2 separate regions of the Homo sapiens genome follow, and region 2 is linked to region 1. A link is a loop called in an ENCODE intact Hi-C map of the cell type or tissue named here. Cell type or tissue: ascending aorta. All regions are shown on one strand. Links, peaks and the distances in the headings refer to the core of each region. The heading gives the core; the rest is flanking DNA. Region 1 holds the start of LOC124902311 (a long non-coding RNA gene). Region 2 overlaps NOTCH1 (notch receptor 1).

Region 1 (12,130 bases), core at 1,880-9,879:
CTCCCTTATCTCTGTGTCTGGTGTACAGCTGGGCTCAGACAACATCTGTTGAATAAATGGATGGACGAATGAGTGAATGAATGAGTGAGCAAATGAGTGAGTGACTGAATGAGTAAGTGAATGGGTGAGTGATTCAGTGAGTAAATGAGCAAGTGAGTGAGTGAATGAGTGAGTGGGTGAGTGAGCAACTGAATAAGTGAGAGTGAATGAGTGAGTGTATGAGTGAATGAGTTTGTGAATGAGTGGGTGAGTTAGTGAATGAATGAGTGAGCAAATGAATGAATGAGTGAGTGAATGAGTGAGTGACTGACTGAGAGTCAATGAGCGAGTGAATGAGTGATTGAGTGAATGAGTGGGTGAGTGAGTGGGTGAGTGTGTGGGTGAGTGAGTGACTGAAGGAGTGAGCAAATGAATGAGTGAGTGAATGAAAGAGTGAATGAGTGAGTGAATGAGTGAATGAGTGAATAAGTGAGTGAGTGACTGAATGACTGAGTGAGTGAGTGAAGGACTGAATGAGTGAGTGAGTAAATGAGTGAGTGAGTGAATGAGCGAGTGAATGAGTGAGTGAGTGAATGAGCGAGTGAATGAGTGAGTGAGTGAATGAGTGAGTGAGCGAATGAGTGAGTGAATGAGTGAGTGAATGAATGCGTGAATGAGTGAGTGATTGAAGAGTGAGAGAGTGGGTGAGTGAGGGAGTGAATGAGCAAGGGAGTGAGTGAGTGAGTGAATGAGTAAGTTAGCGAGTGAGTGAGGGAGCGAGGGAGTGAATGAGCGAGGGAGTGAGTGAGTGAACGAGTAAGTGAGCGAGTGAGTGAGCAAGTGAATGAGTAAGTGAGCGAGTGAGTGAGTAAGCGAGTGAATGAGTGAGTGAATGAGTGAGTGAATGAGTGAGTGAATGAGTGAGTGAGTGAGTGAATGAGTGAATGAATGAGGGAATGAGTGAGTGAATGAGTGAGTGAGTGAGTGAATGAGTGAGTGAGTGAGTGAGTGAATGGGTGAGTGAGGGAATGAGTGAGTGAGTGAATGAGTGAGTGAATGAGTGAGTGAATGAGTGGGTGAGTGAATGAGTGAGTGAATGAGTGAGTGAGTGAACAAGTGAATGAGTGAATGAGTGAGTGAGTGAACGAGTGAGTGAGTGAGTGAACGAGTGAATGAGTGAGTGAATGAGTGAGTGAATGAATGAGGGAATGAGTGAATGAATGAGTGAGTGAGCAAATGAGTGAGTGAGTGAATGAGCAAATGAGTGAGTGAGTGAACGAGCGAATGAGTGAGTGAGGGAATGAGTGAGTGAGGGAATGAGTGAGTGAGTGAATGAGTGAGTGAATGAGTGAGTGAGTGAATGAGTGAGTGAATGAGTGAGTGAGTGAATGAGTGAGTGAGTGAGCAAATGAGTGAGTGAGTGAACGAGCAAATGAGTGAGTGAGTGAACGAGCGAATGAGTGAGTGAGTGAGTGAATGAGTGAGTGAGGGAATGAGTGAATGAATGAGGGAATGAGTGAATGAGTGAGTGAGTGAATGAGTGAGCGAATAAGTGAGTGAGTGAACGAGTGAGTGAGGGAATGAGTGAGTGAGTGAACGAGTGAGTGAGTGAGTGAATGAGGGAATGAGTGAATGAGTGAGTGAGTGAATGAGTGAGCAAATAAGTGAGTGAGTGAACGAGTGAGTGAGGGAATGAGTGAGTGAGTGAACGAGTGAGTGAGTGAGTGAATGAGTGAGTGAACGAGTGAGTGAGTGAATGAGTGAGTGAACGAGTGAGTGAGTGAATGAGTGAGTGAATGAGTGAGTGAGTGAGTGAACGAGTGAGTGAGTGAGTGAGTGAACGAGTGAGTGAGTGAGTGAATGAGTGAACGAGTGAGTGAATGAGTGAGTGAGTGAATGAGTGAGTGAATGAGTGAGTGAGTGAATGAGTGAGTGAATGAGTGAGTGAGTGAATGAGTGAGTGAGTGAGCAAATGAGTGAGTGAGTGAACGAGCAAATGAGTGAGTGAGTGAACGAGCGAATGAGTGAGTGAGTGAGTGAATGAGTGAGTGAGGGAATGAGTGAATGAATGAGGGAATGAGTGAATGAGTGAGTGAGTGAATGAGTGAGCGAATAAGTGAGTGAGTGAACGAGTGAGTGAGGGAATGAGTGAGTGAGTGAACGAGTGAGTGAGTGAGTGAATGAGGGAATGAGTGAATGAGTGAGTGAGTGAATGAGTGAGCAAATAAGTGAGTGAGTGAACGAGTGAGTGAGGGAATGAGTGAGTGAGTGAACGAGTGAGTGAGTGAGTGAATGAGTGAGTGAACGAGTGAGTGAGTGAATGAGTGAGTGAACGAGTGAGTGAGTGAATGAGTGAGTGAATGAGTGAGTGAGTGAGTGAACGAGTGAGTGAGTGAGTGAGTGAACGAGTGAGTGAGTGAGTGAATGAGTGAACGAGTGAGTGAGTGAGTGAATGAGTGAGTGAACGAGTGAGTGAGTGAGTAAGTGAACGAGTGAATGAGTGAATGAGTGAGTGAATGAGTGAATGAATGAGGGAATAAGTGAGTGAATGAGTGAGTGAGTGAATGAGTCAGGGAGTGAGTGAGAGAATGAGTGAGGGAATGAGTGAGGGAATGAGTGAGTGAGGGAATGAGTGAGTGAGTGAATGAGTCAGGGAGTGAGAGAGAATGAGTGAGGGAATGAGTGAGTGAGTGAATGAGCAAGTGAGTGAATGAGTGGGTGAGTGAATGAATGAGTGAGTAAATGAGTGAGTGAATGAATGAGCGAAGGAGTGAATGAGTGAGTGAATGAGTGAATGAGTGAGTGAATGAGTGAGTGAGTGAGTGATTGAGTGAAGGAGTGAGTGAATGAGTGAGCGAGCGAGTGACTGAGTGAAGGAGAGGTAGGGGTGAGGGAGGGGAGGCCCAGGCAGGGGCGGGTATTCCCAGCAGGATGTGCTACCTTCTAAGCGGGTCTTGGGTTGGGCCCCAGAGGCTGCAGGTGAGCGCAGGGGAAGAGCACTGCCTGCAGGAGGCTCACCCTGCTGGAGGTCCCGGTTTGAGGCTGAAGCCTCAAACGGTCTGGGGGCCTGGCCGAAGGCAGAGCTGGGCAGACACCATCCCTGCCCTGCCAGGGCTGCCCTGGGCCCCAGGTGGCTCAACACAGCTGGGAACTGAAGGAGGCACCTGGATTTTGAGGGAGACAAACTGCGTGGGTCCTGTCTGAACAGGCTCATTTCAGCACCCAGTGTGTGGGGCAGGGCCCCCATCCCCGGCCATGCTCAGTGGCCAGAATGAGCCCTGAATCGGAGCTAAAGGCAGAGGTGAGGGTCCCAGAGACCCCACATCTCCTTCGGAGGCCAGGCGCCTGGCCCCAGTGTGGAGCTCCAAGCCCCTCCCCCAGCGCCCAGCCACATCCCCTGGGAGGACCAGGGGCCCTGTGATGTGGGGCCACCACCCTCCCCCTGACCCCTGGCATTCAGCCAGGTGGGAGAAGGCCAGCTTGTTCCTCCTGTGGTGCCCCGCCCACATGTCCCTCCCCAGGCTGGGGTGGGCGCAGCCTCATTGGAGCAAACAGTTCCTTCCTTCTTGCCCGTGACTGGGGTCTCAATGTTTCCCTTGCCTCCCATGGGTCCCCCTCACTTTCCCACAAGCACTTATGGCATAAAAATAACTTCTTTGGGAATGGCAGTCCCTGCTGGGCTCATGTGGGCCCCCAGCCTCGGGGACCTCTGACTACAGGCCCCGCCCCAGGCCAGGCCCCTGAACGTTGCTGGGTGGGGAGAGTGCTCCCCAACAGAGCTTCCCGGCTGGGCTTCCTGAGAAGCTGCCTGGTCCAGGCTGCAAACTTGCAGGTGAAGGTCTGCCCCACGGACCCCGGGGAGTGGGATGGGAGGGCGGCCCCTTCCAGCCTCTTCCTTGTCACATTTTACACTCCAGGTTGATGGTGTTCTCAGGGGACATGGCTTGGGACTGACAGCCTCACCCTGTCACTTTGAATCTTCCCGCTATTGTGAATCAGAGTCCCACAGACACAGCCTCCCGCCAGGAAATCAGGGTTCCCCAGCGCAGGGCTCCTGGGCCACAGCGGTGGGGGCGCCCGGCGGCTCGACTGCTGCACCACAGCGGGCTCAGGTTGTATCTGGCTTTTCAGAGAACGTCCCTGCCTCGAAGTTCTCATCACTCAGGAAGAGAAATAGCTAGCCAGCTAGCCCCGGTGTGGGGAGGGGCCCAGAGCCTGGCTCATGCCCCGAGGCCACCCCCACACCCCACCCTCTGGGCCTCAGTGTCCCCCGGCCGTGTTTGTGGGGATTTCAGCAGGAGGTGCTGTCTGGGTGTTTGGTATCCGGGAGGTGCCAGGCCAGCAGCGCAGCGCGATGACTGCATGGTCACGATAGGGATGCCTACGTGCCACACACTCCCATGCTGGAACCGTCAGAGCTGGCTGGTTTCCACCTGTCCAAAACCATCTTAACCAAAGCCCGCGTTCTTGCGCAGATTTACCTCCAGTTTATGGGATTACTTCTTTAGATGCAATCAGCATTTTCTGGAAGACTGGGAACACTTACGGGTCTTTTTTTTTTTTTTTTTTTTTTTTTGAAATGGAGTCTCGCTCTGTCGCCCAGGCTGGAGTGCAGTGGCGCGATCTCGGCTCACTGCAAGCTCCGCCTCCCGGGCTCATGCCATTCTCCTGCCTCAGCCTCCTGAGTAGCTGGGACTACAGGCACCCGCAACCACGCCCGGCTAATTTTTTTGTATTTTTAGTAGAGACGGGGTTTCACCGTGTTAGTCAGGATGGTCTCGATCTCCTGACCTCGTGATCCACCCACCTCAGCCTCCCAAAGTGCTGGGATTACAGGCGTGAGCCACCGCACCCGGCCTTACACTTATGGGTCTTGAAGTCAAAGGAGCCCGCGGTGATGCCGCCAGCACCTGGGGTTTGTCCGAGCCCCGCAGCTCCTCCGGCCCTGGAGCCTGGGCGCTGCTCGCTGGGATCTCTGATCCAGTCTCGCCTCTTTTTGTGTCCATCCGCAGACAAATACCTGTTACGTTCTAGGTGCTGAGGACACAGCGTGAGAGAGAAAAGGACAGACACCTCCTTCTTCCTGGAGCCTGGATGGGGCCGACAGGCACGGGGGAAGCCTCAGCCACTGTCTACTCAGATTTCCACACGCCACTGCCAAGTGGCCTCCTGTTCTCTGTGTCTGTGCCTCCTCTTCTACCTCTTAGAAGGACACCTGTCACTGGATTTAGGGCCCTTCCAGGTACTCCAGGATAATATCATCTGCTGGAGATCCCTACCTCGATCACAACTGCGAAGACCCTAATTCCAAGTAAGTTTCCAGCTGGGCTTTGCGGCGGCTCACACCTGAAATCCCAGCACTGTGGGAGGCCGAGGCGGGCGGATCACTTGAGGTCAGGAGTTCAAGACCAGCCTGGCCAATGTGGTGAAACCCCGTCTCTACTAAAAATACCAAAATTAGCCGGGTGTGGCGGTGGATGCCTGTAATCCCAGCTACTCAGGAAGCTGAGGCATGAGAATCGCTTGAACCCGGGAGGCGGAGGTTGCAGTGAGCCGAGATCGTGCCACTGCACTGCAGCTTGGGGGATAGAGTGAGAGTCTGTCTCCAAAAACAAACAAACAAACAAACAAAAAAACAAGTTTCCATCTGCACATCTGCAGGTTCCGGGACTTGGGAGGTGGACATGGCTCTTGGGGGCCACCATTCACCATTTGGCTCACTGCTCTGGGGAACAAAGGCCCCCAGTTACTCAAGGGGAGTGAGGGGAGTTCCCAGCAGAGCGCTGTGAGCCAAGGGTGGGAGGCCAAGAGGCAGGGACCACTGTGTCCTCTGGAGTGGACGAGGGGGCACTGAGGAGTGGATGAGGGTGTGGCCCTCCTGACAGCCCAGCCTCCGCTGGAAGTGGGGACCCGAGTCCCGGGCTCTGCCCTCTCCTGCCACCCCACAGGGCCTAGGCCAGCCTTGCCACGACCCTAAATCTTCTCGCTACTCCTGCCCTCACCTCAGCCTCTCCGGAGACAGCCTCCTCACCACTACCCTGGCCCAAGTGGGGAAAGCCCCACCACCCTGGGCTCCCAGGATGAGTCAGTTCCCCTCTCCTTGCCAGGCCCAGCTGGCAGTGAGGTCCTTGGCCTGGCACAGCACCTCATGTGCAAACACGGCTTGATGAACGGGCAGGAATGAAGCTTTGGGAGGGAGACTGAACGAGGAGAGAGAGAAGCATGTGGTGGTGAAAATGGAGGGAAGGCAGGGGGCTGGCAGGGGGCTGGCAGGGGGCTGGCAGGGGGCTGGGTGCAGCCCCAGATCTTGTGGAGTCCGGGCCCCAGGCTGGGCAGGCTGGGCAGGCTGGGCCCGCGGCACCTGTTTTTGCACACAAGGCCTGCCCTGACAAGGTGTCCTCTGCCGGATCCCGGGTGACTGTGCCTGTTGGGGGTCCTGCCAGGCCACCCGGTCACCTCCACACCCTGTTATGTCTCTGCAAGCATCGGTGTGTGACAGCGACTGGCAGAGCTGGGCAGGCAGGAGGCCTCTGTCTGGACCCTCAGCCTCTGCCTCGGCTCCTCTTCCAGGTGGCTGGACTTGCTCCCTGATACCCCCAACCTGCAGACACGCGGCCTTGGATTCAAGTGGGGCTGGGCTCCTCGGCCTCTGCCAGGCCACCCCACCCTCCCCCAGCTCCCAGCAGAGGCCAGCAGCCAAAACACTGCAGGCCAGCAGAGCTGGAGATCAGCAGACCCCAGAGGTGTAGACCTCCCGGCTCCAGACCTGGTCCTCCCCGCCCCGCTGGTGGTGCGGCCTCAGGCCAGTCCACTGCCTCTCCGCGCCTTGCCCTTCTCGCCAGGACTCAGGCCCAGCCTTACGAGAGAGGGTAAAACCAGACAACAACGGCAGGTCCTCCACCTGCACCTGGCCCCTCGGACTCCACCTACACCCGGCCCCTCGGAGGTGCCCAATAAACTCCGGTGCTGACGGTTGTGCCTGACACCCCCTGTCTCCTTTTGTGATCTTCCACAGATCACGCTGCTGCTTTGTGCCTCAGTTTCCCCATCTGTACCACAGGGGGCTGGATCAGACATCGCTGAGATCTTTGTAGAGCAGCACAGCTCCGTTGCTGATGTTCTAAGTAACCAAATTGTGTCCCGGACGCTGAGGTGTAACAGCCTTATCAGGGCCGGGCGCGGTGGCTCAGGCCTGTAATCCCGGCACTTTGGGAGGCTGAGGTGGGTGGATCACCTGAGGTCAGGAGTTCAAGACCAGTCTGGCCAAGATGGTGAAACCCCATCTCCATTAAAAATACAAAAATTAGCCAGGCGTGGTGGTGCATGTCTGTAATCCCAGCTACTCAGGAGGCTGTGGCAGGAGAATTGCTTGAACTGAGGAGGCAGAGGTTGCAGTGAGCCGAGATCACACCACTGCACTCCAGCCTGGGTGACAGAGCGAGACTCTGTCTCAAAACAAACAAACAAACAAAACAAAACAAAACAAAAAGCTGCCTCATGAGGACAGACTCGGCCGAGCAGTGGCAGAGCGAGGCCTGTTCACAGATGGGTGTTAGGAAAGGGAGGATGTGGCCCGGCGCGGTGGCTGACGCCTGTAATCCCAGAACTTTGGGAGGCCGAGGCGGGCGGATTACCTGAAGTCAGGAGTTTAAGACCAGCCTGGCCAGCATGGTGAAACCCCGCCTCTACTCAAAAACTACAAAAATTAGCCAGGCATGGTGGTGGCGCATGGCTGTAATCCCAGCTACTTGGAAGGCTGAGGCAGGAGAATCACTTGAACCTGGGAGGCGGAGGTTACAGTGCGCTGAGATCGCGCCACTGCACTCCAGACTGGGCAACAAGAGCGAAACTCCGTCTCAAGAAAAAACAAAACAAAACAAAAAAATCCCCACAGTGGTTAAAACAGAGTGATACTGGCACAAGAATAGGCACGAAGACCAACGGCGCCGAGTCCAGAAACAGACTCAAACAGATAAGGAATGTGGCATGTGACAAAGACAGAATGTCAAATCAGTGATAAAAACAGATCATTCAAAAACCCCTCCACACCTGGGAAGCCGGGGAGCCATCCAGAAAAAATAAAGTTGAATGTCTCACACCTCATACCAAAATAAATTTCAGATGGATCTGAGATTTCAATGTAAAAAATAAAACCACAAAGTCTAGAAAGCAACAGAAGATGCATCTTTAGAAGCTTGAGGCGAGACCTTCCTAAGCATGATGCAAAATACAAAAATCCAACACATAAATTTTTAAAAATAAATTCAATTCCATAGGCTGGGCGCGATGGCTTATGCCTGTAATCCCAGAACTTTAAGAGACCGAGGCGGGTGGACGTTTGAGTTCAGGAGTTTGAGACCAGCCTGGGCAACATGGAGAAACCCTGTTTTTACAAAAAAAAAAAAAAAAGCAAAAATTAGCTGGGCGTGATGGCACATGCCTGCGGTTTCAGTTACCCAGGAGGCTGAGGTGGGAGGATCGCTTGAGCTCAGGAGGCAGAGGCTGCAGTGAGCCGTGATCACACCACTGCCCTCCAGCCTGGGGACACAGCAAGACTCGGCCTCAAATACATAAATAAATGAATTCAACTCCATAAAATAAAATTTCTGCGTAGCAACAACCACATTAAGCAAAGTCAAAGTCTGCTGTTTAGGCAAGCGGGGAAATTCCTTGTGAACTCTATCCCCCTCGAAGGGCTGAATTCTCTCATTTAGAAAGAGCTCTAACAAATCAATAATGAGGTTATAATCCAGCACAGGGAAAAAATGGAAAGCAAAGAATACGAACAGAGCATTCACACGAAAGGAAAAACAAATGCTCCATAAACATGCAAAAAGATGCTCCCCCACTCTTTTTTTTTTTTGTATGTGTGAGACAGAGTCTCGCTCTGTCCCCCAGGCTGGAGTGCAGTGGTGCGATCTCAGCTCACTGCCACCTCCAACTCTCGGGTTCAAGCGATTCTCCTGTCTCAGCCTCCCAAGTAGCTGGGATGACAGGTGTGTGGCACCGTGCCCGGCTAGTTTTTGTATTTTTAGTAGAGATGGGGCCGCGCCATGTTGGCCAGGCTGGTCTTGAACTCCTGACTTCAGGTGATCTGCCTGCCTCGGCCTCCCAAGTGCTGGGATTTCAGGCGTGAGCCGCCGCGCCTGGTCCTCCACCTCCTTCTTGGTGAGAGAAATGCAAACTAAAACGGCACTGACAGCGTGTTTCCTATCAGGTTGGCCATGGCTTTGATTACATGGTGTTGTCTGCACCGGGAGGAGGCAGGGACCAGCAAGTGTTGTAAGTGGTTGCACTCCCTACAGAGGGCAACTCGGAAAAATCTCTCAGAAGGACGAATCCTTTGACCCTGCTTCGAGGAAGTCGTGCTGCCTGTGGTGATCTTGGGGACGAGGTCATTGCAGCGCAGCTCCTTAGCTTCTCAGGAAAAACCTACATACTCATCGCTGGCCTGTGCACGCCACACAGCACAGCAGAATATTCGACGAGCAAAGAAAAGACCGAGGAAGGAGGTTTTCGGGCTGTGATAAGGGACTGTCTCTAAGTTCCACGTTGCAGGTGAGAAGGGAGCCGTGCCCACTGGTGTCCAGAGCTGGTGAGAGAGCGCAGAGCGGGGCGGAACGCAGAGACAGGTGCCCAGGGCAGGTGGAAACTCAGCATGCCTGCAGGGCCTCATGGGGAAGGGCCCACCGGTTGCTTATTCACTCATCCCACACTGCTGCACTGGGCAGACAGAGCTCAACCCTGCAAGGTAGGCCCTGTGCTCTCAAACTCAGACCTTGGCAGAGGGACAGGGTGACAAGCTGTGGGTGATGACAATTTCCTGTGACAAGGGCAATGCTGTGAGGGGCCAGACCCAGAGGAGGCTGCACTGAGCTGGAGGGAAGGGAGTGGACCACGCTGAGGCGGGAGGTCCGACAAGCCAGCCCCCTCCACCCGAAGGGAGTTCCCAGGGTCTGAGCTTCAGGTCCAGAGATGCGGGAGGGACAGGGAGGTGGGACAGCCCCTCCCTCCGGCCTGGGCTGGGGCAGCTTCCAGGGCCGCGTTTCTGGGGACGCTGGCCTCATTCATCAGTGTCTTATGTGCATGGCCCTTCATCTCTGGGTACACCCGCCCTGCAGAAAGGCACTGGCTCTGTCTCTGCCTCCTGGCTATGCTGCCCTTCCCCAGAGGGAAGGACAATGGGGGTAGAGAGGAGGTGGGAAAGTCTGGCGGGGACCATTGTGTGAGGCCCTGCATGTTTGCATAGTGAGTGCCTTGACTGCTGAATGGACACAGGCATCCCAAGAATGCTGGCAGAGCCCACCAAGGGGCCGGCCCCGCACCCCCAAGCCTCTGACGCTTGCTGTCACTCGAGCCTGTCAGCACAGAGGGTAGGGAGAGATGAGACTGGCCAGGTTTAAGCACCAAGTAGGAGTCATCAAGAGCTGCCAAGCACAGTGGTGCCGGTTGTAAACTGCACAATTCCCGGGAGTGCCATTGACCTGGGTGGCTACAACTGCCAGCAACCCTGTAGCCACTCTGTTGGCCTCAGTGGTCTCAGCAGTAAAATGGCACAGGAGACCCCGTCCTGAGAAGGTATCTGCTTTCAGCCCAAGGTGGGGAGGGCGTGGGGGAGATGGGAAGCTGAGATGGGGCAGAAGGGGACAGAGGAAGGGAGGAAATCCACTAAGGACGTGAGAAGGGCGAGGCCTCCTGACCGACAGGCCGAAGGCCATGTGGGCGGCTGCATGGGGTCCATCGTGCAGACCTTCACTCTGGGCCAGCGCTGGGGCTGTGAGCTCGGCCAGCGTGGGGAGACTGCCAGCAGCTCAGAAGTCCCTGCGGGCTCCTAGGACCTGGTTCCTGTTCCCTCCAAGGCCTTTCAGATTCCCCAGCAAACCCCACAGGACAGCAGGGAAGGGCCAGGGTGGAGGGGACTGCAGGGACTTGAGCTGTCCACACGGGGAGGAGGAACCCGGGGGAGGCTGCCCCGGCCTACATTTGAAGCCATGGCCTTCACTCCAGGAACCCCAGCTCACTCAGAAATGGGACTAGGAAGGGCTGTTCTCAGTGGGGACAGCCAGGAAGGACCAAGTGGGGAATATCCCTGAAGCCCCCACACTGCCCTTCAGCCCCCTAGAATGTTGGCTCTTTGGATCCTCACCGAGGGCGTGGCGCGGTGTGGTGGCTGAGGCCGCCTGGGACTGACCCCAGCTCTGAGTGTCGGGGCTCTGTGTCTCTGTCTCTGTGTCTGTCTCTCTGTCTGTGAAACTGGGGAGGTGGTAACGACTCCCTGTGTCTCCGTCTGTGAAACTGGGGAGGTGGTAACGACTCCCAGGGCGTGGGAGGTGAGCGGCCGATAAACGTCAGAAGGAGAGGCCGGCCCAGAGTCAGCACCACGGCTCCCGGGCTCCCAGGAGACGCACACCAGGCAGAAGGAACTGTGTGCGAAGGCCGGGAGGTGGGACCTGTCCGGGGGTGACGGCAGGCGAGGGAGGGGAGGGTTGTGGGGGCCTCAGGAGGACAAAGGAGGGAAGAGGCCAGGACCTAGGGGAAAGGAGGCCAGGGCAGCCAGGAGGCCCTGGGCACAGGGGTCTGTCCCCTGTCTGTCCCAGCCGTGGGGCGTCGTGCTGTCCTGGAAGCAGGTTTTCTGTGGAGGCTGTGGAGAGGCTGGGGAGTGGGTGAGGGCCCTACCCTTCCCTTTGTCCCTGGCCCCGGCAGCCAGGCACTGAGAACCAGCATACCGGCCGGGGCCAGGGGATTGGCCAGGGCCCCCAGAGGCCCGGGAGCTGCTCATTCCCCAGCTCGGGGTGGGCAGCTCTTCCCTTCCATCTCGGGGTGGGGCAGTGCCAGCCCACTGGCCCCCTGGGGGACAGGGCGAAGGGCTCCAGCAGGGCCACCCAGCAAGGGAAGGAGAGATGTGCAGGGGGCACCAAAAAGTCTGGGGAAAATGGGGGTCAGTCCTGGTGAGGGAGGCCAGAGGACAAAAGGGCGGGGCAGACAATGATCCCGGGCTGGGGACCGGGGCCTGACTGCCCAGCCTGGTTGATAGTTCAGGAGGTCTGCACATCTCGGGCACAGCCTAGCAAAACCTGGGGGTAGCAGCAGGGCTAGGGACTGGGGACCCGAGTCAGAGGTCCAGAGACGCTGTGTCTGTGGCAAGAACCTC
Region 2 (12,130 bases), core at 3,326-11,325, 51 kb after region 1:
AGTGGTCAGAAGGAGGCTGGCCTCATTCCTGTCTGACGGAGAGCCAGGTGGGGAGGCCGGGCGGGGCTGAGTGTCCAGGGTCCACATGGTGGCGGGGCTCAGGCCGTGGCGAGGTCCTGTCCTGGGCCTCCAGGGTCTGGCCCAGCACAGAGCTCTGCAGCTCTCTGGTGGACGGGCCTGGCTGGGCTGTCGGCAGCCCTGGGGCCAGGTGGGCAGTGGGAATGGAGGTGGAGGCAGGTGGGTGGCTGCAGGTGACTGGAAGGCTTGGCTCCAGCCTGCAGGGGCTGCAGTCCAGGCCGGCCACCCCCACGAGACCTTCCCCCTTCCAGGTGTGGGGTGGCACTGGGTCAACAACACAGGCCACGGACTTCTTTCCCCCACGTGGGCCGTGCGACCCCGGGCCGCCACCACCTCTCTGAGCTCCCCTCCTCCTTAGGAGATGGGAAGCGGCTGGGGCCATGAAGTGTCCCCCAGGGCTCCTGACAGCCCCAGCTGCCGTCCTCGTGGCTGGGCGACTGCCGCGAATTGTTGCGCCTTCTTTTGAGTTGGCTACGGAGTCATGGCGGCTGTGGGAGGTGTAGCTGGGTCTCGGGCGGCACGCCCGGCTCCCCCGGGGATGTGTCATCTGTGTCATCCACCCTGGAGCCCCTTCCTGGTGCTGTGGGGGCCCCTCCAGGAAGGTCTCTCCCAGAGGCCAGCCACAGGCTCTGGGGAGACTGTGTGGGATTTGCATGCAGTTGTGTGCTATTTGATCGAGGTCATGTGTGGGATTTGGGCGAGGTCCTGCGGGATTGGGTGAGGTAGTGCGAGATCTTTGGGCGAGGCCGCGAGGCACTGGGCGAGGCTGGGCATTATTCAGTGCCTTGGAGGGGCAGAAGTTTTAGGACCTGCCAAGTCCAGCCCAAGAATCCCCAACTTTCCCCACAGGGAAAGGTACCCCAGACAGTCCCCAGCCTGTGCCAGCTGTCTTGGGACACCCTGGTGTCCCCCAGGTTGTGGCACTGCAGGCCCCTCCCCCAGGTGCCCCTCCTTATGGGCCCCTCCCAGGGCTGCAGGCACCTGCCTGGATCCCACTTCCCAAGTGTGGGGTAATCCCAGGCGCCCGGTGATCACGCTGGGCCCGGGCAGAGTGAGGCTCTGAGGGGGTGCCAGGGGCACAGTGGGCCAGTATGTGAGCCGGGCTGGGCGCTGGGACTGGGCCGGCAGGCGAGCGGTGTTCCGAGAGGAGGATTCCTGGGCTCGGAGGCCCCTCTGTGCCTCGTGTGGTCAGAGAGCAGGGAGCCGGCGGGTGTGATGGGGATGAGGTGACCTCTGGGGCCACCACTGAAGCCGCCGTCCATCTGCGGCCGAATCGGGAGGCACACAGAGGTGTCCTGGTGGTTTCCCGGGACAGGCGGGAGGAGGCGCAGGAGGGCGGCGTCTGCCCCCGGGATGCCAGGAGTGCTCCTCCGGCAGCGTGGGCTTCGGCTTCGTCCCTCTTTCACCAGTGCCGACGCCCCGCGGGTGCTGTGGGTGAAGGGGCATCGGTGCCCTCCTGCTGGGCGGGAGGAAGGAAGGGGAGCGGGAGGCTGGGTCTCTCTCGCCCAGGGCTCTGCCCCCACCACCCTAGGGTTTTGTGTTTCGGTGGAGCTGTAAGAATGCTTTGTCTGCTCCAGACTTCCCGGTCCTGGGAGATCAGGTGGTCAGGCAAAACATCCAGACCGTCTGGGTGGGGCTGGGGGTGCGGGGGACACGCGCCTTCCTCCTCTTTCCCAGGGAGCTTCTGCCACTCCTGTGCCACCCTGGGGAGCTGCCTTGCCCTGCCCCGCTCTGGTCCCCATCAGCAGGTGTGGTTCTGAGCTGCCTTCAGATCCGGGTGGTGTGCTGGGCATAGCTGCCCCGTTTTCTCACCTGTGAAATGGGCCCATTACACGCCCCCAGGGCGGTTGTGGGGGTCCCATGAGACAGAGCTTGGAAAGCCCGAGTGTAGGTCAGGCCAGGAGGGTTGTGGGCTCAGTTTCTTCACTGCTGGGCTGGTGTGTGCCGGACAGATGTCTCGGGATCCCTTCCCTCCCTGCAGCATTCTTAACAAGGACGCTGGACATGGAGTCAGCACCTCCGGGCGACTGCCCTGCTGGCTGTGGGGCTCACTCCAGAGGAGAACAGGAGCCCCTCCGGGGAGCCCCTTCCTGCCACCCCCAGCGACAGGATCTGTTCAGGAGCAGTGGTGGGAGGTTGCCAGAAGCATGTCTGGCGCTGGCCCGGAGCGCAGCCTGTGATGCCCGACTTCATTCATGGAGTGTGGTTTGAGCCCTCCAGCAGCGCTGCTGTGGGCCTGTCCATTGCCTTCCCTGCCTCTGAGCCATCGTGGGGTGCAGGGCTGGGCTGGGTCTTCTTGGGAGCAGAGCCCCGGCGTGTCATGACCATCTTGGCCTCTCCAACTCAAGAGGTTTGTCCACATGGGTCCCTAGGGGCCGTTGGGGTGACCCAGGGCAGGAGACACATGCCTGCTTTTGGGGGATCCGCGTGGGAAATTCCCGCAGTGGAGCAGCAGGTGGGGCTCCAGCAGGCGTTTTTCACACTCCAAACAGCCTGCGGGGGCACTTTGGTGACACCTAGTTCCTGGGGTCTCAGAGCCTGCTGGGCTGTGTCTTGGCATTTTGGGGAGGGGCTGGCCACATGCCCCCAGAGTGGCCACCCCAGCTCCGCCATCTCCACGGGCCTTCTGTCGGTCAGATGCAGACAGCCGTTCCCATGTCGGGTGAGGGCATTGTTTTCCCGGCTGCGGGAAAGGTAGCTTCCCGGGAGGACAGGTTCTGTCCCCATCCCGCCTCCCACACAAAGGGTTTCCCCGGAGCCAGAGGAGGAAACCTGGCCTTCCTGCACTTCCTCCTTCGCACATTTTAAACCATCCGAGGATGCAACTGGGGGAAAAGATTTGCAGACAAAAGAGCTGGGGGTGCCGGCAACAGCTGTTTGGGCCGGAAAGCCTGGCCCCGGCTCAGACCCCGGCTGGGTCCCTGCGCTGTGGCGGGCCGGCCGCGACCCCCGCCCCACCCAACTCCGCCCCCTGCTGCCCGCTGTCTCCGGAGCGGCGGCTGTTTGGGGCTGGCTCCTTTTCTGGGCCCCCACCTCCCTGAAGCCCCCACTGCCCCTTTCCTCCTTCCTGGGGCCCTGGGAGCCAGGGCAGGGCCCCCGTGCAGCTTTCAGCAGCTCCAGCCCAACGGCTGCAGGCGCTGGGGAAGACCACAGCTCAGGTGGGACCGCAGGTGGTGGCTGGAGGCAGCCATCCCACATCGCAGCCCCCAATCTCGTGGTTTTGTGCTCCAACGGTGAACAGGCCTGGTGGTGCTGGGCTGTCGTGGGCCCCTTGGCCCCCTCGGTGCCTGCATCCCTCTCTCCTGTCCAAGATGGGGAAGGAAGCCGGGAGCAGAAAGGGAAGAAAGACCCAGCGGCTGCAGGGCGCCTTTCAGGGCCTCCTAGCCACCGCAGAGGCTCCAGCCAGCTGTTTGAACAGGGGTTGGGACACAGGGTCCTGGCAGGTTTGAGGAGCCCGGGGCCTTCCTTGCTATAGCTCTTTGTTCTGGGGGATTTGGGGAGGCCAGGGAAGGGGCTGTGAGCAACGAGGTTCCAGCATCTTCCCAAGCCTCCTCCATCCCCCAGGGCTGGGCTGCTTGGCCGTTCCAGTGGGAGAGGACCCGAGGTGGGACCCCGAGCCCCCTGCCCAGCTCATTTCTTAGCAGCCGGTGCCTCCTGGAAGGTGGGTGGTGCCCACTGGGATTGGGGAAACTTGGTCTAGCCTCTACCCAAGGGAGGGGCTGAGGTCCCAGGACTCCCCCTGCCCCAGAAGCCTTGGTCCGGGCTAGAGCTGGGCTCGTTGGCCTCATGGAAGCCTGCCTTGGGAAGCATCCCCACCCAGGTCTGGCCTTGTCTCCCCGTCTCCAGTAGGGGGTCACAGTGTCCCCCCAGCCAGTCCACATATGGCCCCATTTGCTTGGGCAGGCCGATGGGTGGGCCTGTCTGTGTGGCCCAGGTCACCTGGTGGGGCCCACTGTCAGTGGCGTAGGTAGAAGGTGGTCAGCCTTGCTGGGTCTTAGCAGAGCACGGCAGGATCTGGGTCTGGGGAGGGCGTGGGGGTGCCCCTGCCATCACAGGAGCAGGCAGAGTGGGAGCCCTAGACTCCCCTCTGGGCAGAAAGCCCCTTGAGGCTGGGGGCAGGTCCTGCTGGTGAGGGAGGGGTCCCAGGGGCAGGGGCACCCTCAGGCTGGCCGCCTAGCGATTGGCTCCTGCAGGACGTGGCCACGGGCTCCCTGGGAGCAGCAGCTGTTGGGGGTGTCTGGGGAGAAGACCCCCATTTATTGCCCTGTGAGGGACCACACTGCTGCCAGGGGACCCTTGGGCTTCTGTGGCAGGACAGTGGGCCGGGATTGGCAGTGAGGCCCAAGGAGGGCAGGTGGGGCTGGACCTGTGGCTCTGCTGGGGAGCAGGTGGGATGTGTTAAGATGCTGATTTCAGCCGGGCAGCTCCTCCCCTTCCCTTCCCAGGGAGCCGGGGTGTGCAGGGCCGTTCCTTCCCCTCTGGGAAGTGCAGCTCCTGTGCACCGGAGAGGCCCCCGCACTGTCCCTGCCCGTCCCACCAACTGTCCCTGCCCGTCCCTCCACTGTCCCTGCCCATCCCCCTCACTGTCCCTGCCCATTCCCCGCACTGTCCCTGCTCATCCCCAACACTGTCCCTGCCCATCCCCCCCTCACCGTCCCTGCCCATCCCCCCCGCACTGTCCCTGCCCATCCCCCCCCACTGTCCCTGCCCATCCTTGCCTTGGGAGGTGCTGTCACCTGGTGGAGCCATGGGAAGCACCTCTCCCACCCAGGGTCTCTGGTTCCTGTGGCGGGTGCAGAGCCAGCCACATCACTGACACCCCAGCTGGGTTGGGTCCAGCTGACCCCACACCCCCACCCCTCTGCTCGGCCTCTGCCTGTGCCCCCATCCCTGGCCCTGCATGACCATAAACTCCTTGAGGGCAGGAAGTGAGTGAGTCCTACCCGCACTGAGTCCCTCTCACCCCTCCTTCTCATTTTGGGGCGGAGGGAACTGTCTTCTGTCCCCTGGGGGTGGCAGATGGCCGCTTAGCTTAGAAAGGAAAACAGCACAATTTAGAATTCGTCCTGGGTGAAAGGTCTCGGCAGCATCTGCCTCCTGCTGCTTTCTGGAGTCGCATTTCCATGGAGCGGCCCTGGCAGGGAGGGTGGGAGTGGCACAGTGGAAATACTGAGGCGGGAACAAAGTGGTGGCGGTAGAGGTGGCGGGAGCGGCACAGCAGGCGCCGGGGCCACTTGGCACCCTCCCCCCGCAGCCCTCCTGGAGTCCCCGCCCGCCGCTCACCTGCGGGGGGCCCAGATAGGACAGGTTACCCCAGCGCCGCCAGGCCACTGAGCGTGGGGGATGGGACAGGCAGGTGCCGGGTGACCCTAAGAGGGACGCACGGAAGGGGAGTCCACGGGGGCACACCTGGCGTGGGTTGGGTCTCCTCCGTGGGAGCCCGAGAGCTGGGTGGCTTGGTGGACAGGGCAGCTCTCTCGTCCAGTCGGGGGAGACTGGCGTTCCCTATCTCAAGCCTCACTTTTTAGCCCCAGAGGGGTCTCCCCACCGCCCCTGATAGGAGGAGATGCGGGGACGGTGGAAGGTGGGGTGCGGGTCACTCATGGAAGCCCTGAGGATCCCCGTGGGCGCGGCAGCTGTTGGGTGCCACCTCACTCGGCCAAGCCCTGGCGCCCACCTCGCGGCCCACACCCACCTGGCCGCCGGGACAGCATTGAAGACAGAGTGGCCCGGGTACCGGGGGTGTGGCCAGCGCCAAAGCTGTGAAGGATTTGCTCACAGGCTGGTGGTCCTGGCCATGGCCATGCTGCAGGCCTGAGGTCCCTCCCACCTTCTCAGGGACGTCTGGGTGCTGTGCGGAGGGCAGGTGTTCGCCGTCTGTAGGGTGCTCCAGCTCTGTGGCCATGTGGGAGAGAGGTACAGACTGGGGCGGGCACAGGCTGGAGGCTGCCCACAGCAGCAGCGGGAGACTGGGCCCAAAGCTGCCCCCCACACACAGACCCCCACACCTGGCTCAAAACTTTCTCCAGGCTCGGCCCGGTTCCCCCCAGCTAGCGCGTCTCACGGAACCTCCAAGCCGTGGCTGTGGGGCCGTGGCAGGGGCCTTCCCTGTGGTGTCCGATGCCCAGGCTGGGAGTGGGGGCGGACAATGGGCCCTCTCAGCCTGCATTCCCCCACGGGAGCCTCCTCAGGCCTCCGGCTGGGGCTCCTGCCCCACCCGCTGGGAGCAGCTGCCGCCACGTCTGACACCTGCTCCCAGCCGCCCTTTGTCCGAGCACCGACGCCTGATTTATGGGGCGTGTTTTCCTCTTGCTGGCCCGGCGTGATACAGCCTCGTTAACTGGGATGCGTCCGGTTGGGCAGATTCTCCCACAGTCCTCCACGTTGGGGTCCGCGCTCAGGGTGGGGAGTGGGGCCCGGTGTCCGGGCAGAGTGTCGTGGTCCATTCAGGGACAGCCAATGTCCTGTGACCTCAGGGCACTTGGTGGGAGACTGCTCTAGGGGCTCGGACCTCCAGCGTCTCCCCTCTGGGGTCCCCTAAAGCTGTGGGATGGGCCTCCCCTGCCCCTCCTCCCCGTCTTGCCCAGCAGGTGAGCTTTTCCCGCTCCTTGGAGCCTCGAGGGGCCGGGAGGCAGGGGACCAGCTTGCATGGGCCAGGCTGAGGAGCCTCCAGCCCCGGCTTTGATGACCGAGCGCCCTCTGTCCTGTACCCACCCCCTGCCGACTTCAGCGGCTGGGAAAGCAAAAAGGGCCTTTTCTCCAAGCGGGAGCTGTGGCCAACTCCCGCCTGACAATGGGGCATTTATGTGGAGGGAGGGCGCCCCTCCTGTGGCCACAGCCCAGCCCAGCCCAGCCTGTGCACTCCACGGGTTCCCAGCGGCCGCTCCACCTCGGGGACCGGCCAGCCTGTAACTGGATCTGCATGCAGTGGGAACCACGTCTGCCCTCCCAACAGGTGCCCGCAGAGGCAGGTCTGTCGCTGCAGCCCCGGAGTGACCGGCCACATGGGATGGAGGAGGGGGAGCCTCATTCCGGGGCTGTGCCCGTCGCTCACTGGGCTGGCAGGAGCCGTAGCAAGGCCTGAGTGAATTCCCCAGAGCCCCTTTGGAAGGGGTGACATGTGTTTTCTTTAAGCCAGTTGGTTTGGGACTTTTGGCTTCTGGCAACAGATGGTCGGCCAGAGTGGCCCTTTTGCGTTCTCTCTACCCAAGCCGTGGTCACGGGTAAAAGCCTTCGGGGAAGACAGATGCCTCCCGGGCCTTTGGGACAGGGGCGTGGCTGGCTGCTGAGAAACGCACAGGAACCCCCACCCCCAGCCTCCACAAGCCCCTCGGGGTAAGGCCCCCCCAGGCCACTGCCACACATAGCACAGGTTTGATTGGAGACACTGGGGTGGGAATAAGCGGGAGAGGAGGCGAGGACTTGGGGGGCCGGTGGGGGTCCTGTGGGAAGCCGGCAGCTTCAGGGCCGGTCCTGGGGCAGGCGGCCGCCGCAGCCCCGCACCCAGGTGGGCTCCGGAAGGCGGGACGGTTCCCTCTGTACATCCCATCTGGAGGAGGCCATGCCCACCCAGGGCCTGAGCCGTGAGGCTGCTGCCTTCCCGGGCCGCTGGGGCCGCTGAGGCTGGTGGCATGTTCTGCTTCAGAGGCTTCACCACTGGGAAGAGCGGCGCCCGGCGGGTCCCAGACCTTTTCCCGGAGCGCAAGGCCAGGAGGTGACTGGGGCCGGAGATTTATGACCACAGCAGGTGGCTGGGGGGGGCAGGCTCTGCGCCTGTTGCCGCAGGGAACAGGTGAGACCAGGCCTGGGTGGAGATGCAGGACCCCTCCCCTGGCTCCCCTTGTTCTCTCTGAGCCCAGACTGTGTGTCCGGGGTGAGGGGCAGCCTTTCACCCACCTTGACGGGGTTGCAGAGACCTGGCAGAGGGACCTCCTCCTGGCACCTTGGTTTCCCCGGCTGTAATGTGGGTGCTTCTGCTCCTGGCTGATGTGCCTGGATGTGAGTTATGAAGACTCAATGCCGAAAGGGAAACGTGTCTGGGGGCTGAGCGTGGGCAGGGAACGGGCCAGCCTTCATCCCCAGTGCGATCTTGACATGAGATGTCCCATCCCCATTGCAGTCTCAGCCTGAGGTGTCCCATCAGAAAGGCTTCCTGGCCGGGCGCGGTGGCTTACGCCTGTAATCCCAGCACTTTGGGAGGCCGAGGCGGGCAGATCACGAGGTCAAGAGATCAAGACCAGCCTGGCCAACATGGTGAAACCCTGTCTCTACTAAAAATACAAAAATTAGCTGGGCATGGTGTCAGGTGCCTGTAGTCCCAGCTACTCGGGAGGCTGAGGCAGGAGAATCGCTTGAACCTGGGAGGCAGAGGTTGCAGTGAGCCTAGATCGCGCCCCTGCACTCCAGCCTGGGCAACAGAGCAAGACTCAAAAAAAAAAAAAAAAAAAAAAGAAAAGAAAAAGAAAGGCTTCCACGTAGGAAGGGGCTGATCCACACTTTCCGTGGCTGCCATCATGTTGACACCTGAAGGTTGGAAAAACCACGGCCTTTGTTACTGCCCAAGCAATGCCTGTTCGCTTTAGCAAAGCTGGGAAGAAAAGCAGATAGGCCTGCAGACCCGGAGGCTCTACGGAGCTAATGCACCCGGCTCCTCTCCATGGCTCTCCGCGGGTGTAGACCCAGACCCCTGCCCGGGCTGTGGAGTCCAAGCTGGGTTCTGCTGGAACATCCTAGTCTCTAGCTTGTTCCCCAAGTTAGCAGTCATTTGTCTTCTTCTTTCTTTCTTTTTTTGAGTCTTGCTCTGTCACCCAGGCTGGAGTGCAGTGGCGTGATCTCGGCTCACTGCAACCTCTGCCTCCTGGGTTCAAGTGATTCTCCTGCTTCAGCCTCATTCAGTGGCATTCAGTACATTCCCAAAGTTGTGCAATCGCGGCATGTGTCTGGTTCCAGAACATTTTATCAGCCCTAAGGGAACCCCGCTAAGCAGCCGTTGTGCCCGTGCCCGGGGTGTGGGGGGAGGCGGCTGTGCCCATGACAGGTTCCCGGTGCTGAGTGGCGGGGGCGCTGGGGAAGCAGGTGGGAACTAACTGCCCTGGCACATCTGCCAACAGCTGTGGCGGGGCCTTCGTGGGCCCGCGATGCCAGGACCCCAACCCGTGCCTCAGCACCCCCTGCAAGAACGCCGGGACATGCCACGTGGTGGACCGCAGAGGCGTGGCAGACTATGCCTGCAGCTGTGCCCTGGGCTTCTCTGGGCCCCTCTGCCTGACACCCCTGGACAATGCCTGCCTCACCAACCCCTGCCGCAACGGGGGCACCTGCGACCTGCTCACGCTGACGGAGTACAAGTGCCGCTGCCCGCCCGGCTGGTCAGGTGAGGGAGGACCCACAGCCTGAGGGGTGGGCAGACCCAGGCCCGCCGCCAGCTGCCCAGGCAACTTGAGGTACTTGGCGGGATCCAGGCCCGGGTCTCTGACCCGGAAGTAATTGGGAGCCCCTGCCCCAGGGTCCCTGCCCCCCTCCCAGACCTGGAATCGCCTCGTTTTCAGCTGCTTGCTCTGGCCCAACTCTTGCTGTCCCCGCTTCTGCGAGACAAGGGGAGCCTCTGTGTCCAGGCCGCCCCTGCCCCCTTCCTCCTGCCGTGCACTGGCCCTCACCTGTTAGGGTGAAGGGTGTCTGGAGGTGTCAGCTCTGGGAAGAGACGGCCCAGGCTCAGGCCTCTTGGGAGCTGTGGTCCTTCATCTGCCAAAGGCGACCGGTCTCACGGCAGGTCCTGAGGATCAAATGTGATAGCACCTAAGGTGGAGCCCAGGCTGGCACCTCCAGGTGGCCTGAAGGGAGGGAAGGCCCGGCCTCGGGGAGCAGTGAGGCCAGCACGACCCTCTTGTCCCCTTGTCTCCAGGGAAATCGTGCCAGCAGGCTGACCCGTGCGCCTCCAACCCCTGCGCCAACGGTGGCCAGTGCCTGCCCTTCGAGGCCTCCTACATCTGCCACTGCCCACCCAGCTTCCATGGCCCCACCTGCCGGCAGGATGTCAACGAGTGTGGCCAGAAGCCCGGGCTTTGCCGCCACGGAGGCACCTGCCACAACGAGGTCGGCTCCTACCGCTGCGTCTGCCGCGCCACCCACACTGGCCCCAACTGCGAGCGGCCCTACGTGCCCTGCAGCCCCTCGCCCTGCCAGAACGGGGGCACCTGCCGCCCCACGGGCGACGTCACCCACGAGTGTGCCTGCCTGCCAGGTAGTGCTGCCCGCTGGCCGGGGTGCACGAGCCCCTCCCCGGCTGCCAGGCCCAGGGGGTGGGAACGGGGCGCCTGGTGTAGGGGCAGCCCTGGGAGGGCCCATGGCGGGGAGTTGGGAAGGCGGGATGGCGAGTTCCCCAGACTGCGTGTGGTGTCGGGGGGACGCGTCTGGAGCGGGGTGTGCGCTGGGAGGAGGCTTGCACAGGGTCCAGGTGCCAGCCCGTGTCTCTGGAGTTTCCCGGAACTCACATTCGAGCTGTAGGACGCCCTGCCTCCCCCCAGTGCAGGCACCCTGACTTGCGCAACCCCCAGGGTTTCCCCTGCAGTGGGGCTGGGGCCGGAGAGGGCGTGGGAGCTGCGGGGGCACCATCACTTCCCAAGCCATGGCCCTTCCTGCCATCCTGCTGGTCTCCTGCGGGTGTGGGTGACAGGTAGGCGCAGCCGCCTGCCCGTGTCCCCAGTGCTCCCCGATCCCCGTGTTGTACGTAGGAGCCTCTCTGCTGTAGTTCTTGTTTGAGTAAATTTTGCAGCAGCTCTAAAAATAAGGAAGAGTTTTGAAAACCTCCAGTCTCGGCCGCGCGTGGTGGCTCACGCCTGTACTCCCAGCACTTTGGGAGGCCGAGGTGGGCAGATCACAAGGTCAGGAGATGGAGACCATCCTGGCTAACACGGCGAAACCCCGTCTCTACTAAAAATACAAAAAATTAGCCAGGCATGGTGGCACGCGCCTGTAGTCCCAGCTACTCAGGAGGCTGAGGGAGGAGAATCACTTGAACCCGGGAGGCGGAGGTTGCAGTGAGCCGAGATCCCGCCACTGCACTCCAGCCTGGGCGACAGAGCGAGACTCCGTCTCAAAAAAAAAAAAAAAAAAGTGAAGAGAAAAAAGAAAACCTCCAATCTCAGCTGCACAGAATGGCTGTTAGGTGGGAATGGGGAGAGGGCATTCAGGCAGGGGTGGGGCTGGAGGGTGCACAGGGTCCTGGCTGACCCACGGGTGGCCCAAGGGCTGCCCCACCCCCTTGGAAGCCCCAAGCTGGCCTGGCCCCTGCAAAGGGGAAGCTCCCTGGCTGCCCAGTCAGCTGAGCCCAGCCACCTCTGCGTGCAGACACCAGACGTGTGCGTTTCCTGCAAGTCACTGGGCGAGCGTGGGGTGGGGACAGACACTCCCTGGCCAGCTTGGATCTCTGCAGGGTGGGGCGCAGAGCCCTTCTGCTGGTGGGGGCTCAGATGCCTTCCTAGCAGCACGGGACCCTACCTCCAGTCACACGGATTGAGGGGCCAAGCTCTTGGGGGGCCGTGGTTCAGGCTAGGGCAGGTGGGGTGTGTGCGGCCTTGTCCAAGGCCACCTGTGTGCAGAGCTGATGCCCACCCGCCTTGGGCAGGGTGGGTGAGGACCTCCTGGTGAGGCCCAGCGGCAGAGATGCCAGGGGTGCTGGGCCGGCTCAGAGCCACTGCCCGTGCAGGGGCAGCTCAGGGCCCTGGGGAGTGGGCAGGGAGGGAAGGGGAGGGGCTGGTGGGGTTCACTCACTTGAGTGTGGGTAGATCTCAGAGGCTGGGGTGCTGGGGGCTGGGTCACCCGTCCGGTGAGGGGTGTGCTCACTGCCTGCTGTGGAGTCTGGCCGTTTCAGGGTGAGATGACCATCCGGGGGCCTCCCCAAATGACTCAGGCCTGCCAGACCCCAGCTTCAGACTGTCCCCGGCGGCCCCTGCACCCAGGCCCCCTGAAGGGCCCTCAGCCACCTCTGGGTGGTCAGGAGCCCAGGAGACAGCTGTGTGTGGAGTCACGGGGAACCGAGATGGGGGCGGCCCTG

The links. A loop is a pair of places that touch in the nucleus more often than their neighbours do. Peaks named below come from ENCODE experiments on the same cell type or tissue, not always from the same donor. Only the 100,000 strongest peaks of a DNase experiment are listed, where the experiment ranks them.
Region 2: a loop joins it to region 1, with 1.8 times the contacts of the local background. A loop is called at or near these places in 5 of 110 quality-filtered maps.

Annotation. Positions count from the first base shown.
Region 1 is chr9:136,570,384-136,582,513 of GRCh38, reverse strand. LOC124902311 (a long non-coding RNA gene) reads left to right here and starts at 4,837. Exons shown (of 2, transcript XR_007061866.1): 1 at 4,837-5,290; 2 at 6,550-6,962. RefSeq lists enhancers at 3,198-3,724, 5,765-5,884, 8,547-9,073, 9,074-9,600, 9,601-10,127 and 3 more. In ascending aorta, for the core only: no CTCF peak of the experiment used is centred there; DNase peaks (open chromatin) are centred at 3,450 and 6,093; H3K27ac peaks cover 420 bases.
Region 2 is chr9:136,521,038-136,533,167 of GRCh38, reverse strand. NOTCH1 (notch receptor 1) reads left to right here. Exons shown (of 34, transcript NM_017617.5): 3 at 9,189-9,451; 4 at 9,980-10,318. LOC124902310 (a long non-coding RNA gene) reads right to left here. Exons shown (of 3, transcript XR_007061865.1): 2 at 9,735-9,850; 3 at 7,591-8,070. Among named protein-coding and RNA genes, the nearest start is that of MIR4673, 7.5 kb to the right of the region's middle. RefSeq lists an enhancer at 5,986-6,857. In ascending aorta, for the core only: a CTCF peak has its summit at 6,905; no DNase peak of the experiment used is centred there; H3K4me3 peaks cover 763 bases; H3K27ac peaks cover 687 bases.